2 separate regions of the Homo sapiens genome follow, and region 2 is linked to region 1. A link is a contact called in ENCODE POLR2A ChIA-PET data. All regions are on one chromosome and are shown on one strand. The core of a region is the stretch at or near the end of the contact, and the rest is flanking DNA. Distances in the headings are between cores, read along the strand shown.

Region 1 (7,071 bases), core at 2,246-4,745:
AAGAGAATGAACACTCTGTGCAATGTCAGAGGCCTCATTCCACCTTACAGGGCAGGGAGGTCTTCCAAGGCCAGTCTGGATGGTCCCCAGGAGAGGCAGGTTTTATTTAGTTCAAAATAAGAAGAAGTTTTATGGCTGGAACATCGATTCTGCAAGGAATTGAACCCCCTGGTAATGGGGTCATTCCAGCTGGGCCCATGCTATCAGTCCCACAATGGCCCTCTCTGATTTAAGACAGTCTCTGTGCTGCTCATAGAGTCCACTCAAAGATCTATGAGGTTGGCATGTGGCTATGCCCATTGTGCAGACAGAGAAACTGAGGCCAGGGAGTGGTGACATGCTCAAGGTCACATGGTTACAAGTGGAAGAGCCTGGCTTGGAATCCAGGTCTGACTATAAAGTCTGTGTTTTTAACTCCTTCTCTGAGCCATTGACATGGGTTCCAATGCCTGCTCCACCACTTAGATGCCGTGTGACCTGGGGCAAGTCACTTTGCTTTCTGAGCCTCAGTGTTTTGCTCCATTTAATGGGAATGCGGCCCCTTGCCTCTCAGGGCTGCTGGGGGTGGCAGGGAGGTCTGAGCCGGCACACAGATGTTCGAATCACGTGCATCCCTCTTCCCTGCCAAGCTCCTTCCTGGGTCCTTCTGCCACTGGCCCCCGTCCTGGGCTGCCGACCCCGCCTTAGGCCAGAAGCTCCTTGGAGTCCACCCTCCAGTTCTCCCCCCGCCCACTGGGTGTTGAGTCACTCATGCCATGAGCTTCTTGCCCTCTGCCTGTGTTTTCTTCCTCCTTTTCTTGGTAAAACCACTGCCTTTTCTGATTGCTAAAGCTCCTCCTAGGGAGCAGGTGGGTGGCAGGGGAGACCCCACCATCCCACAGAACCGTCTCCACCGCTTCCCCATCCCTCCCACTCTCACCACGCCAGGCTGAGGTCACTGAGCACGAGGCCTGGATGGCAGACATGGTCAAGGTTGGGGGTTTAATTAATCATCAGGGAGCAGGCAGGGCTCTGGCTGGTCCAGGGCCCCTTGTCTGGGTATAGGCTGGTGGGTAGACTAGGGGAGGTCAAAGTAAATATTCTGGGAATGACGTTGCTTGCAGCCCATGGCAAACACAAACATGGAAAAGCCTATGGGGATGTGCAGTAATGGGGATGGGGTGGCAGAGGCGGGGATGGGGTGGCAGAGACAGGGATGAGTCTTGAGAGGCTTCATGGAGGAGGTGTGTCTGGAGCCAGGTTTGTAGATGGGAGATGAAGGACATGGGTGCTGGGGCCAGCTACCCTGGGCTTGAATCTCAGCTCTGCACCTTTCCCACTGTGTGAACTTGGTCAGGTTCATGTCCCTCTCTGAACCTCAGTTTCCTCATTTTGAAAATGGAGATGATTGGCTGGGCATGGTGGCTCACGCCTGTAATCCCAGCACTTTGGAAGGCTGAGGTGGCCAGATCACCTGAGGCCAGGAGTTCGAGACCAGCCTGGCCAATATGGTGAAACCCCATCTCTACTAAATACAAAAATTAGCTGGGCATGGTGGTACACACCTGTAGTCCCAGCTTCTCGGGTGGCTGAGGCACAAGAATCACTTGAACCCAGGAGGCAGAGGTTGCAGTGAGCCGAGATCACGCCACTGCAGTCCAGCCTGGGTGACAGACTAAGACTCTGTCTCAAAAAAAAAAAAAAAAAAAGAAAAGAAAATGGAGATGATAATATTTACATCCCCCTCACAGGGTGTGGTGATGACTGAGAGATGATGCAGATGAAGTATATAGAGCAGGGCCAGGCATATAGCTGGTGCACAATACATGCTAGCTATTTTCATTCTTACTAGTGGCATAGTAGAAAGCACTGGAATTTTAGCTTCAGACAGACCTGGGTGTACATTTCAGTGTTCTGCATCTCCCTGTTCTTGAGCAAGCTCCTCGCCTGTTTGAGCCTCAGTGTTCTCACCTGGACTTGGAGATGGTTTCACTTCATGAGGTTTGTGGTGAGGATGAGGCATGAAATTCCTGTAGATTGCTCAGCACAGTGCTGGGCACACGGTAGGCACTCGCTAAGGAGTGGTTGGCATCCACTGGTCTATGGCCCAGTGGTTAAGGCAAGGGTTTGTATATCAGGCAGACCTGGGTCTGAGTCCTGGCTCTGCCCCCATGGGCTGCCGTGAGGATTATATAGAGCTCTAGATGTAAAGTACCCAGTTTGGTTCCTGGTACCTAACAGGTGTGTGGACAGTGGGAATAAAATCAGGATCTTTGTGACTCTGAAGACCAGTGTTAGGCCACCCCGACATCCTGGGTGGGAAGGTGACTTTCTTCCATTGAAAGGTGGGGAAGGCTCTGGCCCTTTCACGGTAAGGAAACAGTTTCAGAGAGGCGACATCACTAGCCTAGGTGGGCACCTGGGTCTGCTTGTCCGTAGAGCTTGTCTTTCCAAAAGGGGAAATCTCTGGGTTGAGGGTGTCCCATGGGGCCCCTTGAGTGTCACTGTGCATGCTGCTGGAACAGCCTTTTTTTTTAAGAGGGTCTTACTCTGTCACCCAGGCTGGAGTGCAGTGGCGCAACCACAGCTCACTGCCTCCTCAACTTCCTGGGCTCAAGTGATCCTCCCACCTCAGCCTCCCGAGTAGCTTGGGACGACAAGACTGCATCATCCGCCTGGCTAATTTTTAATTTAATTTTTTGTAGAGACAGGGTCTTGCTATGCTGCCTGGGCTGGTCTCGATCAGTGATCCTCCTGCCTCGGCCTCCCACAGTGCTGGGATTACAGGCGTGAGCCTCCACACCCTGCCTGGAACACCCTTTTAGTGGTTAATGAAAGCAGGTGACACATACCGTGAAGAAGGCAACTCTTGGCATGAGGTTCTGGGACCCAGCAGTGTTCAGGGCCCGCCACCCCAGACTGGGGACCAGGGCATGGCTTTGTATGTATGGGAGGTGGCTTGGGGTCTTGGGGTTGGGGCAGACCCCAAGAGGCCTGGCCTGGGCCTTTTTCCCTCTATCCAACCAGCCCCACAGCACTCTGTCCAATTGTTTATTTCTTGTTACTGTTGGGCGTTTTGAGGCATTTCTTCCAACTGTCCAGAATCCGAACCTCCTTCCTATGTGTGGAGAATTTTCTGCTGTATGAGGCAGATGTTCTGTCTCCCACAAAGGAGGCTGTGAACATGAGCCTCAGATTCTGCCCCCTGTGGCCAGAGCATGGACAATTAGCTCGGCCATCTAGGTGCACTGTCCTGGGCCCCTGGGGAGTCCATTCAGGGTCCATCCAGAGGCTTCATTTATGCACGTCACGTCCTTCTCCTGCTCAGAATCCTCCCATAGCTCCCCATTGTCCTCAGGATAGACTTCAACTCCTGCCCGTGTCCCGCAAGATTTGACGTGATGGAGCTCCACTGACCGCCCCTCCTCTCCCTTTCACCCCTCCAACCACAGGAACCTCCCTCAGCTAAAGTCAATATGCCGAGCTGGTACCTGCTTCAGGGCCTGTACGTTTGTTGTTTCTTCTGTTACTATATCTCATTTCACAGGTGAGGAAATGGGGCTGGAGGAGGGGAGAAGGAAACAGGGCGTGGTGGAAGGAGAACTCCAACTGAGGTTGGGCTGGCCTTGGCCTGGGCCTCAGCCTTGTGGTAATCACAATCCACGCCAGAGACTGCCTCCTCCAGGAAGTCAAAACAGATCCTTTTTGTAGACGGATCCCTCTCCTTGCCTCTGCTCAGCCTGACTTAGGCATTCTCTCGGGCATTTGGGTGTGTGTGTGTGGAGGTGACATTGCCCCCACAGGGGTGGAAATTAATTCTTATGGGGTAAAAAACATCTTAATTTTTTTATGTATAAAGCGAAGATAGGCCGGGTGCGGTGGCTCATGCCTGTAATCCCAGCACTTTGGGAGGCCGAGGCAGGTGGATCATTTGAGGTCAGGAGTTCAAGACCAGCCTGGCCAGCATGGTGAAACCCTGTCTCTACTAAAAATACAAAAATTAGCTGGGTGTGGTGGCAGGTGCCTGTAATCCCAGCTACTCGGGAGGCTGAGGCAGGAGAATCGCTTGAACTCAGGAGGCGGAGGTTGCAGTGAGCAGAGGTGGCTCCACTGCACTCCAGCCTGGGTGACAGAGCGAGACTCCATCTCAAAAATAAATAAATAAATAAATAAAAATAAACTCACCTTAACTTGATTTGAATCCACGCAATACCTCAACTGAATTCAACTCAACAGAACTCCACTCATTGTGTTTAGTTGAACTCGACTCAGCTTAATGTGTCTCCACTCAACCCTCCTTTGCTCAGTTTGACACAACCCAGCTCATCAGCACGACTGACATCAGCCCTGCGCCCCTCCACTCAGCAGAGCGCAGTTCAGGTGAAAACTCACCTCTACCTGACTCAACTCAACCCAACTAACTCTGCTTAACTCACCTCACCTCCGCTCAGCTCAGCTGACCTCAGTTCACCTCAGTTTACTTCAGCTCAGCGCCACTCACTGCAATCCCACCCACCTCAGCTCAGCTCAAGTCAATCCTGCTCTGTTGAATGCTCAGCTCAGCTCCACCCAGCTCCTCAACACACCTCATCTCAACTTTTACAAGTTTTTTTTTTTTTTTTTTTTTGAGATGGAGTTTCGCTCTTGTTGCCCAGGCTGAAGGGCAATGGCTCGATCTAGGCTCACTGCAACCTCCGCCTCCCAGGTTCAAGTGATTCTCCTGCCTCAGCCTCCCGAGTAGCTGGGATTACAGGCATGTGCCACCACGCCCGGCTAATTTTGTATTTTTAGTAGAGACAGGGTTTCTCCATGTTAGTCAGGCTGGTCTCGAACTCCCAGCCTCAGGTGATCTGTCCACCTTGGGCTCCCAAAGTGTTGGGATTACAGGCGTGAGCCAACGCACCTGGCCAAGTTTTTATTTATTTGTTACCTTTTTAGAGATAGGGTCTTGCTCTGTCACCCAGGTTGGAGTACAATGGCAAGAACATAGCTCACTGCAGCCTCGACTTCCCGGGCTCAAGGAATCCTCTTGCCTCAGCTTCTTGAGTAGCTGGGACTACAGGTACATGCCACCATGCCTGGTTAATTTTCAAATTTTATTTGTTGTAGGGATAGGGTCTCACTATGTTGTCCAGGCTGGTCTCAAACTCCTAGCCTCAAGTGATTCTCCTGCCTTGGCCTCCTCCCACAGTGCTGGGATTACAGGCTTGAGCCACTGCACCTGGCTAAAGTCAGTTTAAGTTAAGTGTATTCACTCGACTCACCTCAACTCTCTCGACTCACAGTAGACCCCCACTGTGATTGCCACCTGCCTTCCCCAGACAGCCTCCAAGCCTTGCAGAGAAGGAGTTAGCCTCCAGGTGTTCCCAGTTTAGCTGGGGACCCTGACATGTCCTTTCAGCTGGTGCTGTCATATGGGAAACACAGGGCACCGCATGAGCAGTCTGTGGCAGCCCCAGAAAGCCCCAGATGGTTCCCCACAGAAGGAAGAGTCAGCGCAGGCAGAACAGTGGGAGGAAGGGTGTCCTGGGCAGAGGGAACAGCACGTGCAAAGTGGCCGAGGCAGGGTGGATGGAACCCTCTGAGACCCAGAGGTTGCTCCAGCTGGAGGGAGGAGTGGAGAATGAGGATGGTGTAAGTGTGGCCGGGGGACAGGCACAATCCCCCAGGGAGGACCTGGCCTGGACAGGGGGAGACACTGCAGTACTGAGCAGAGAAGTGTCATTTTAAACACCTTCCTGGCTGCTGGGGGACGCATAGAGCTCAGAGGTGAGACTGGACTTATTGTGTAGGGACAGAGCCGAGAAATCCAGCGCTAGGGGGCTGGTGGGGAGCAGACAGGTGGGGAGCTTAAGGAGAGAGTTTAGGAAATTAACCATAAAAATGACCAGAAATTGAGCACTTATTCTGGTCCAGTCCTTGTTTCCTTACCTTACAGGTATCAATGAATTTAATCCTCACAACGATTCCATGAGGTAGGTATTATTATCAACCCTATTTTGTAGATGAGGAAACTGAGGCCCAGAGAGGCCAAGACATCCTAAGGAGCGGAACTGGGACCTGAACACAGGCTTTGGTGCTCCAGAGGCCTCAGGAGCAGCCGGACATCTTATGCAAAATGCCCATGGCAGGTGCCTCCTGGAGGCCGGCCCCTGCCCCCCAGCACACAGTAGGTGCTCAGGGCCTTCTTTCTCTGTTTGTGGGATTTAAATCATCATCACCACTTGAGTTGGGAGTGCCCGTCCACTATTCAAAGGGAGAAACTGAGGCCCAAGGAAGGATTTGAGACACGGGTAGGAACATATTCTACAGACAGGCAGGTGGTATCACTGGGGTCTTCTTCAGCCATTGGGAATTTTTTTTTTTTTTTTTTTTGGAGAAAGAGTCTCGCTCTGTTGCCCAGGCTAGAGTGCAGTGGTATGATCTCGGCTCACTGCAACCTCCGCCTCCTGGGTTCAAGTGATTCTCCTGTCTCAGCCTCCCGAGTAGCTGGGACTACAGGCACACACCCCCGTGTCTGGCTAATTTTTGTATTTTTAGTAGAGGCAGGGTTTCGCCATGTTGGCCAGGCTGGTCTCAAGCTCCTGGCCTCAAGTGATCCACCCACCTGGGCCTCCCAGAGTGCTGGGCAGTGGCAGGGTTACAGGTGTGGGCCACTGTGCCTGGCCATCATTGGGATTTTGATTCAACGTGTGTGCATTGAACGGCCCTGTGTGCTGCTGTGGGGAGAGGATCCCACCTTCGTCCCTCCAATGCTGAGAATTCTCCCGTGGCTGCCCTCCGTCCCGAGGATGCAATCTGGGCTCCTCACTGTGCCCCAAGAAGCTCTGCTGGATCTGCCCCAGCCTCCCCTGCCTCCCTGGCCTCACCTCCCATGACTCTGCCTTCTTGCCCCTGCACCAGCCTCCTCCAGCAGCAGTCTCCCACCCCAGGACCTTTGCACGTGCTGTCCCTCTGCCTGGAACACTCTCCTCATGACAGCCCCATCTCCTCCATGGGTCCTCAACTCTAAAGTTGCCTCACTTCCTCAGTGTGGCCCCCCCGAGCACCTGAACTGAAGCCCCCCAGTTCTTATGTATCACATCACCTCAT
Region 2 (7,071 bases), core at 1,310-3,809, 260 kb after region 1:
CAACACAGTGAAAGCCTGTCTCTACTAAAAATACAAGAATTAGCTGGGTATGGTGGCACATGCCTGTGATCCCAGCTACTCGGGAGGCTGAGGCAGAAGAATCACTTGAACCCGGGAGGTGGAGGTTGCAGTGAGTCAAGATCGTGCCACTGCCCTCCAGCCTTGGCAACAGAGCAAGACTCCATCTCCAAAAATATACACAAAAATAATAAAGTCAAGCTAATATATATCATACTGTCCCTCTCCCCACCCCTCCCCCATATCATTCCAGGATGTCTCCCTCTTCTTTGTAAGGAATGTCACTGAGGAAGTTCATCCCAGTTGAGGTGGGCTTTTTTGTTGTTGTTGCTTGTTTAACATCCGTTCCACTTCCCATGCCAGTATCCCAAGCTTCCTGTGGAGGAGCTTCAGGTCAACCACAGTGCCTTGTCCTCTACTATTCTGTAAATGGGTATGTAACCCAGGCCAAGCCAAACAAACCCTCTCTGAAATTTCAATCTCAAACAGAATGACAAAAAAAAGTTCTGAAAGAAAGTTTGCAGTGGAAACTGTGGATGACTCTCACCAGGCTATTATATCCCAGGAGCAGGGATGTGCCTGATTTGTCTAAGCCAAGGTTTCTCAATATCAGGACTGTTGATATTTGGGGAGAGTTCATTCTTTTCTGTGTGCAAGGGATGGGAAGGAGCTGTCCTGTCCATTATAGGATATATAGATGCAGCCCCAGATTCTACCCACGAGATGCCACTAGCACCTCTCCTAGTTATGATAACCAAAAATGTCTTCACACGTTGTCAAATGTCCCCTGGGGGCCAAAATCATCCCTTGTGCCTCTTGCTGATGATTGGTTCAGGAGTGAACAGGCCCAAGCCAGTTTTGCCCAATAGGACACCAGGGGAGCTGGCTGCAGTGGCTTACACTTGTATTTCCAGCACTTTGGGAGGCTGAGGTGGGAGGATCATTGAGGCCAGGAGTTCAAGTTCAGCCTGAACAATATAGTGAGACCCTGTCTCTACAAAAAAAAAAAAAAAAAGTTTTAATTACCTGGGTGTGGTGGTGCACTCCTGTAGTCCCAGCTATTCAGGAGGCTGAGGTGGGAGGATTGCTTGAGCCCAGGAGGTTGATGCTGCAGTGAGCCATGATCACGCCACTACACTCCAGCCTGGGCAACACAGTGAGACCCTGCCTCAAAAAAAAAAAAAAAAAAAGACACCAGGATAGATTTCTTGGGGACTTCTGGCAGTAACATTTCCTTACTCTCAAGAGAGAGCTATGGGGAGACACTCCCTCTCTTTCGCACTGGATGATTTAGCAAATGATCTTACCGTCATAATCACTACTGGCAGCGTGCCCCGTTTTGCAGCCACAGGGAACCAGTTTTCAGATAAAGCCAACACATGGATAGTAATGGGAAGAAAGAGAGAGAACCCTGGATCTCAATTACATTCTTGAACCTCTGAATCAACCAACCTTGGTGTTGCCCTTCCTACAATAAACTCCCTTACTGCTTAAGCCAGGTTGAGTTGAGTTTTCTGTTACTTGCAGCCAAAGCGTCCTGAGTGCCGCACCCTCAGAGCTGAAGAGCACACTCGTGAGTTGATGCCAGCAAGATCCCCCAGCGCATCATGTGGCCAATTCTTTCTAAACTTGGTTTCAGAGCTTTCTTGCTCCATTTCTAAAAAGCACCTTATATCCTTCTAACAAATTCCTTTTCTGTTTCTGTTGGTAAGAACCAGTTTCTTTTTCCTTCTTTCTTTCTTTTCTTTTTTAGACGCAGTTTCGTCCTTGTTGCCCAGGCTGGAGTGCAGTGGCGCCATCTCGGCTCACTGCAACCTCCACCTCCCAGGTTCAACCGATTCTCCTGTCTCAGCCTCCCGAGTAGCTGGGATTACAGGCGCCCGCCACCAGGCCCAGCTAATTTTTTGTGTTTTTAGTAGAGATGGGGTTTCACCATGTTGGCCAGGCTGGTCTTGAACTCCTAACCTCAGGAGATCCGCCTGCCTCGGCCTCCCAAAGTGCTGGGATTATAGGCATGAGCCACCACACCCGGCCTGACCAGAACCAATTTCTGTGATATGCAATGGAAGAATTCTGTTACCTCAGTTGGCTAATTTCAGCAAAAAGCCCCAACATTCTTAGTCATCATAAAACTCGTTTGCTGAGTATGACTGACTCACCTGGTATTTCATAAAGTGCTACTTATGAGACCCACAAGAAAGATTAAGCCTCATGTGAACAGGCTGATGGGAAATCCACACAGAAAATATTTTGATAAGTTCTAAAGCAGCACCACATGCTTTAGAAGGTCATGCCAAAGGCAGTCCAATGGGGTCATCCCAGTGCATCCTAAGGACCACCAGCTCCAGCAGGAGAATTAGGTAAAAGGGCAAGGAGAACAGCACACAGGGTCACAGAGACCCTGGCTCCACCACCAGCTCGCTCTGTAACCCTGTGGGAGTGAGTTGAGGGAGTGCGTTGCTTCTCCCTCTGAGCCTCAGTTGCCTCATTTGTCAAACAAGCATTCACTTCTCAGGGCTGATGTGAACTTTAACTGAGGTGACACATGTCTAACTGGTTCAGGGGTACGTCTCAACTTGTTGAGGTGTAACTACGAAACCACTTTATTTTTACAATAATTGCTACCAAATGGTCTCTGTTGAAATTTCCTTTTTCCCTCTGGGGAATGATCAGAATAACAGAGTAGTGGTAGTAGAGGCAGGAGCAGAGGTAGCGGCAAGCTCCCAGGTGGCCCCGCCTCTGTGCCAGGCACTTGCCTAAGCTCTTGGCATATATTACTCACCAAATCTTCACAATGAGCTTCTGAGGTAGGGACCAATAGTTATCTCCATTTTACAGAAATAGAGAAAAAAGAACTTAAATGAGTTGCCCAAAGTCACGGAGCTATTAAAGAATGGGCTTCCTCAACCAGCCTCTCAACAATTCCATAGCATGCCTGACTGACTCTTTGGTTACCAAAGCTGTCTATTTCAGGTCTTAAAACCCAAATCTCCTCCAATTAGAATGTCAGTCTCAACCAGTGAAGCACAACGAGACCCAGTCTCATGGTCATGATGTCGAACAAACGAAGACAGACACCAAAAAGCATGCACGGCATGATTCCATTTATGTGAAGTTCAAAAACAGGCAAAAGCAATCCAGGGTGTTAGCAGGATAGTGGTCACCCTTGGCAAAGGGTAGTGACTAGGAGGGTTACTAGGTAGCTTTCTGAGGGGCTGGGAGAGTTCTGTATCTTGATCTGGGTGCAGGTTATGTGAGCATGTTTAGTCTGGGGAAATTCACTGAGCCGTGCACTTATGATATATCTGTGTGCATGTACACACATATACTTTTCTGTATGTGTTTTATAGTTCAATATAAATTTCCTTGGAAAAAACTTCATTCTCAGATCTGATTCAAAGTTCTTTTAGATCCCCTGGCCCCATGTCACCCAGTTCAAGCCAGACTCATGATTCTAGTGGCTTGGAGCTGGGACAATGGGTAGGGGGAGCAGGAGAAGCAAGACGTGCTCTCTTTCCCCTTCTCCTTGACGCCCACGGTAGAATGGGCATAAGGATGGGCTGCCATTCTGCTGAAATGGCTCCACAGCGAGCCGTGAAGGAAGGTGGCTGACCCCAACTGCTGAATGACCTTTGAACTTAGGCCAAGAGACTCAGAGCACCCCTAACATCATCCTGTTGCACATGTAAAGTGCCTAGCACAAAGCAGGTGTGTAATGGGGGGGGAGGTGCTAGATGGAGATGCAATATTTTTGATATCTTGAGGACTAAAAGTCGGGATGATCTGCTCTTTCAAATATGCCAGAAATTTTTGGATTCATAATCAGTTGAATAATTGATTTCTATTTGAAGCCTTTTAGTTAGACAAAAGGAAAAGTGATAAGTCTGCCATCTTCATCTGAGTTCCTCCAGAAGCCAACTCTGAGACAAGGATTTAAATGCAAGTAATTTATTCCTGAGGAGATCCTTGGAGGCAGCAGGTGAGGAGTGGGGAAGTGACCACGAAGTTTCTGATTTAGGACAGTGGTGAAAAGTTGATGCAGGTGGCTTCTAAAAGATCTTGACTTCCAAGGCAACTAGGGCTCTGGGGAAGGAATATGGCTGAACTTCAGACCCATAGGGCTACAGGAAGATAGAGACAGAAGACAAAGACCATGTACCAGTTAGCATGCTCTCAACTGCAAGTAGCAAGCCAATCCAAAGTGGCTTAAACAGTAAAAATGCTCCTGATGTCTTCAAATAATGTCTTCAAATAATGTCTGGGAAGGGACATGAATGAGCATGTGGGCCAGTGGGGCTCAAACCCACCCATGTAAGGGCCATGCCTCCACATTGCCATACCTGAGAAGCAAGGAGCTGGGGTATTTATCTCTTTCGCACTTTGGGAGGCTGAGCGGGCGAATCACCTGAGGTCAGGAGTTCAAGACCAGCCTGGCCAACATGGTGAACCCTGTCTCTACTAAAAATACAAAAAGTTAGCTGGGCGTAGTGGCACATGCCTGTAATCCCAGCTACTTGGGAGGCTGAGGCAGGAGAATCACTTGATCCCAGGAAACAGAGCTTGCAAAGAGCCAAGATTGTGCCACTCCAGCCTGGGCAACAGAGTGAGACTCTGTCACCAAAAAAAAAAAAAAAAAAAAAATTGATAAAAAGAGAAAGAGAGAGACAGAGACCTCAGAAAGACAGAGTGAAAGGGAGGGGTTAGAATAAAGGGAGGATGAAGATCGAGATGAAGTGACAGAGAGACCTAAGAACTTGTGAAAATGTGCTTACCAAAATGTGAGCAGTGGCCAGGCGCGGTGGCTCACGCCTGTCATCCCAGCACTTTGGGAGGCCGAGGTGGGCAGATCACAAGGTCAGGAGATCGAGACCGTCCTGGCTAACACGGCGAAACCCCGTCTCTACTAAAAATACAAAAAAAAAATTAGCCGGGCATGGTGGCGGGCGCCTGTAGTCCCAGCTACTCGGTAGGCTGAGGCAGGAGAATGGCGTGAACCCGTGAGGCAGAGCTTGCAGTGAGCCGAGATCGCACCACTGCACTCCAGCCTGAGGGACAGAGTGAGACTCCGTCTCAAACAAAAACAAAACAAAACAAAAAACACACACACAACACGTGAGCAGTGACCAGCACAGGTAGTAAGAGTTAAAAGTAAGTTGTGGGCCAGGCGCAGTGGCTCACGCCTGTAATCCCAGCACTTTGCGAGGCCGAGACAGGCAGATCATCTGAGGTCGGGATTTCGAGACCAGCCTGACCAACATGGAGAAACCCTGTCTCTACTAAAAATACAAAATTATCCAGGCATGGTGGTGCGTGCCTGTAATCCCAGCTGCTAGGGAGGCTGAGGCAGGAGAATTGCTTGAACCTGGGAGGCAGAGGTTGCGGTGAGCCAAGATCGCTCCATTGCACTCCAGCCTGGGTAGCAAGAGTGAAACTCCGTTTAAAAAAAAAAAAAAAAAGTAAGTTGTGTCTCTTTTATATGCACTTTTCAAGTTTTCTTCATTAAATGAGTATTCCTTTTGTGATAAGAAAAAGAAATAAGAACAACAAAAATGTCCTACCTCCAATGCTAGAACTTCCAGCTCTGCGTGTGAAAACACCCACTTTAAATTGCTTCTCTCTTTAGTTCAACCATGTTTCTTGAAATGGTTTGAATACAGGCAGAGTTTCCTTCTCTCCCTCCTTCCTTCTTTTTCCTTTTTTTTAAAGGAGACCAAAGTCAGAGTTGCCTCAGTGCTGACCCAACATTGAGGCTGAAAGTGGGTACAATAAGGGTAATTTAAGAAGGCAGGGATTAACAGCTGCTTTGGAAATGACAATTGGGTTAACCTCTTCTTCATTCTCACTCTCTCTCTCTCTCTCTCTGCAAGAACCATCTTGCCCTAGAGGAATGCAGGAAGGCAGTGGGGAGGGAAAATGACTCTGTTTAGGGAGGTGATAAAATGGGATGTGATGATTAATTCTTCATATATTTATTTGACAAGCATTCAGGGAGCACCTCTTCTCGCCCAGGTCCTGGGCTAGGCCCTGGGGACATAGCAAGATGAATACTACAGGATCCACGACTGTGAGGGCTGAGAGAGACACACGTGCAGATTGCTAAGACCAATATGAGAGGATCATTCCATACCCAAACACAGAGTTGCATGAAGGCCGAGGTTCTGCTTTCACCCCACCAGATACCAATTTCGCTCCTGAAATGAAGAAGTAAGGAGTGACCAGAGAGAATCTTATTTAGCAGGCAGTGATGATAAGTTAATACAGGTAGTTTCCAAAAGATCTTGACTTCCAAACAACTGGTGCTCTGGGGAAGGAATGTGTCTAAACATGAGACCCATAGGGCTAAAGGAAGGTAGAGACAGAAGACAAAGACCCTGTATCAGTTAGCATGCTCTCAGCTGCAGGTAACAAAAAAACCAACCCAAAGTGGCTTAAGTAGTAAAAATGTTTATGATGTCTTCAAATAAGTCCAGAGCTAGGCAGTCCCAGGGACAATTCGATAACTCAGTGATGTCAAGGACCTAAGTGCTTTTTATATTTTTGCTCCTCTATCTTAGCCTGGTTTTAAAAAAAAATAATTCCTCCCATATGTCTCTCTTTTTTTTTTTTTTTTTTTTTTTTTTGAGACGGAGCATCGCTCTGTCCCCCCAGGCTGGAGTGCAGTGGTGCAGTCACGGCTCACTGCAAGCTCTGCCTCCCAGGTTCATGCCATTCTCCTGCCTCAGCCTCCCGAGTATCTGGGACTACAGGTGCCCGCCACCACGCCCAGCTAATTTTTTCTATTTTTAGTAGAGACAGGGTTTCACCATGTTGGCCAGGCTAGTCTTGAACTCCTGACCTCAAGTGATCCGCCCGCCTCGGCCTCCCAAAATGCTAGGATTACAGGCGTAAGCCACCATGCCTGGCCCCATATGTCTCCTTTACAAGAAGGGAAAATCTTTCCCAGAAGCTCTTGGGCAGATTTTGCAATACTGCCATTGGCCAGGATTGAGTCCCATACCCATGCCCTGATGCAAAGGAGGCTTTGAAGGGGCCTCCCAGTTTTTTCTTCTTGGC

Evidence for each region. ChIA-PET counts read pairs that join two places held with the same protein, here RNA polymerase II (POLR2A).
Region 2: POLR2A ChIA-PET joins it to region 1 with 16 read pairs in activated naive CD4-positive, alpha-beta T cell. The contact joins two enhancer-like sites. POLR2A ChIA-PET finds 5 or more read pairs at or near these places in 5 of 52 experiments (HEK293T, MCF 10A, Panc1 and 2 more).

Annotation. Positions count from the first base shown.
Region 1 is chr20:50,225,921-50,232,991 of GRCh38, forward strand. No RefSeq gene overlaps it. Among named protein-coding and RNA genes, the nearest start is that of CEBPB-AS1, 37 kb to the left of the region's middle. RefSeq lists an enhancer at 632-926. Within about 2 kb of position 3,496, at least 2 of the 41 ENCODE cell types and tissues checked have a DNase peak (open chromatin) inside an H3K27ac peak, as active enhancers do.
Region 2 is chr20:50,491,017-50,498,087 of GRCh38, forward strand. No RefSeq gene overlaps it. Among named protein-coding and RNA genes, the nearest start is that of PTPN1, 16 kb to the right of the region's middle. Within about 2 kb of position 2,560, at least 3 of the 41 ENCODE cell types and tissues checked have a DNase peak (open chromatin) inside an H3K27ac peak, as active enhancers do.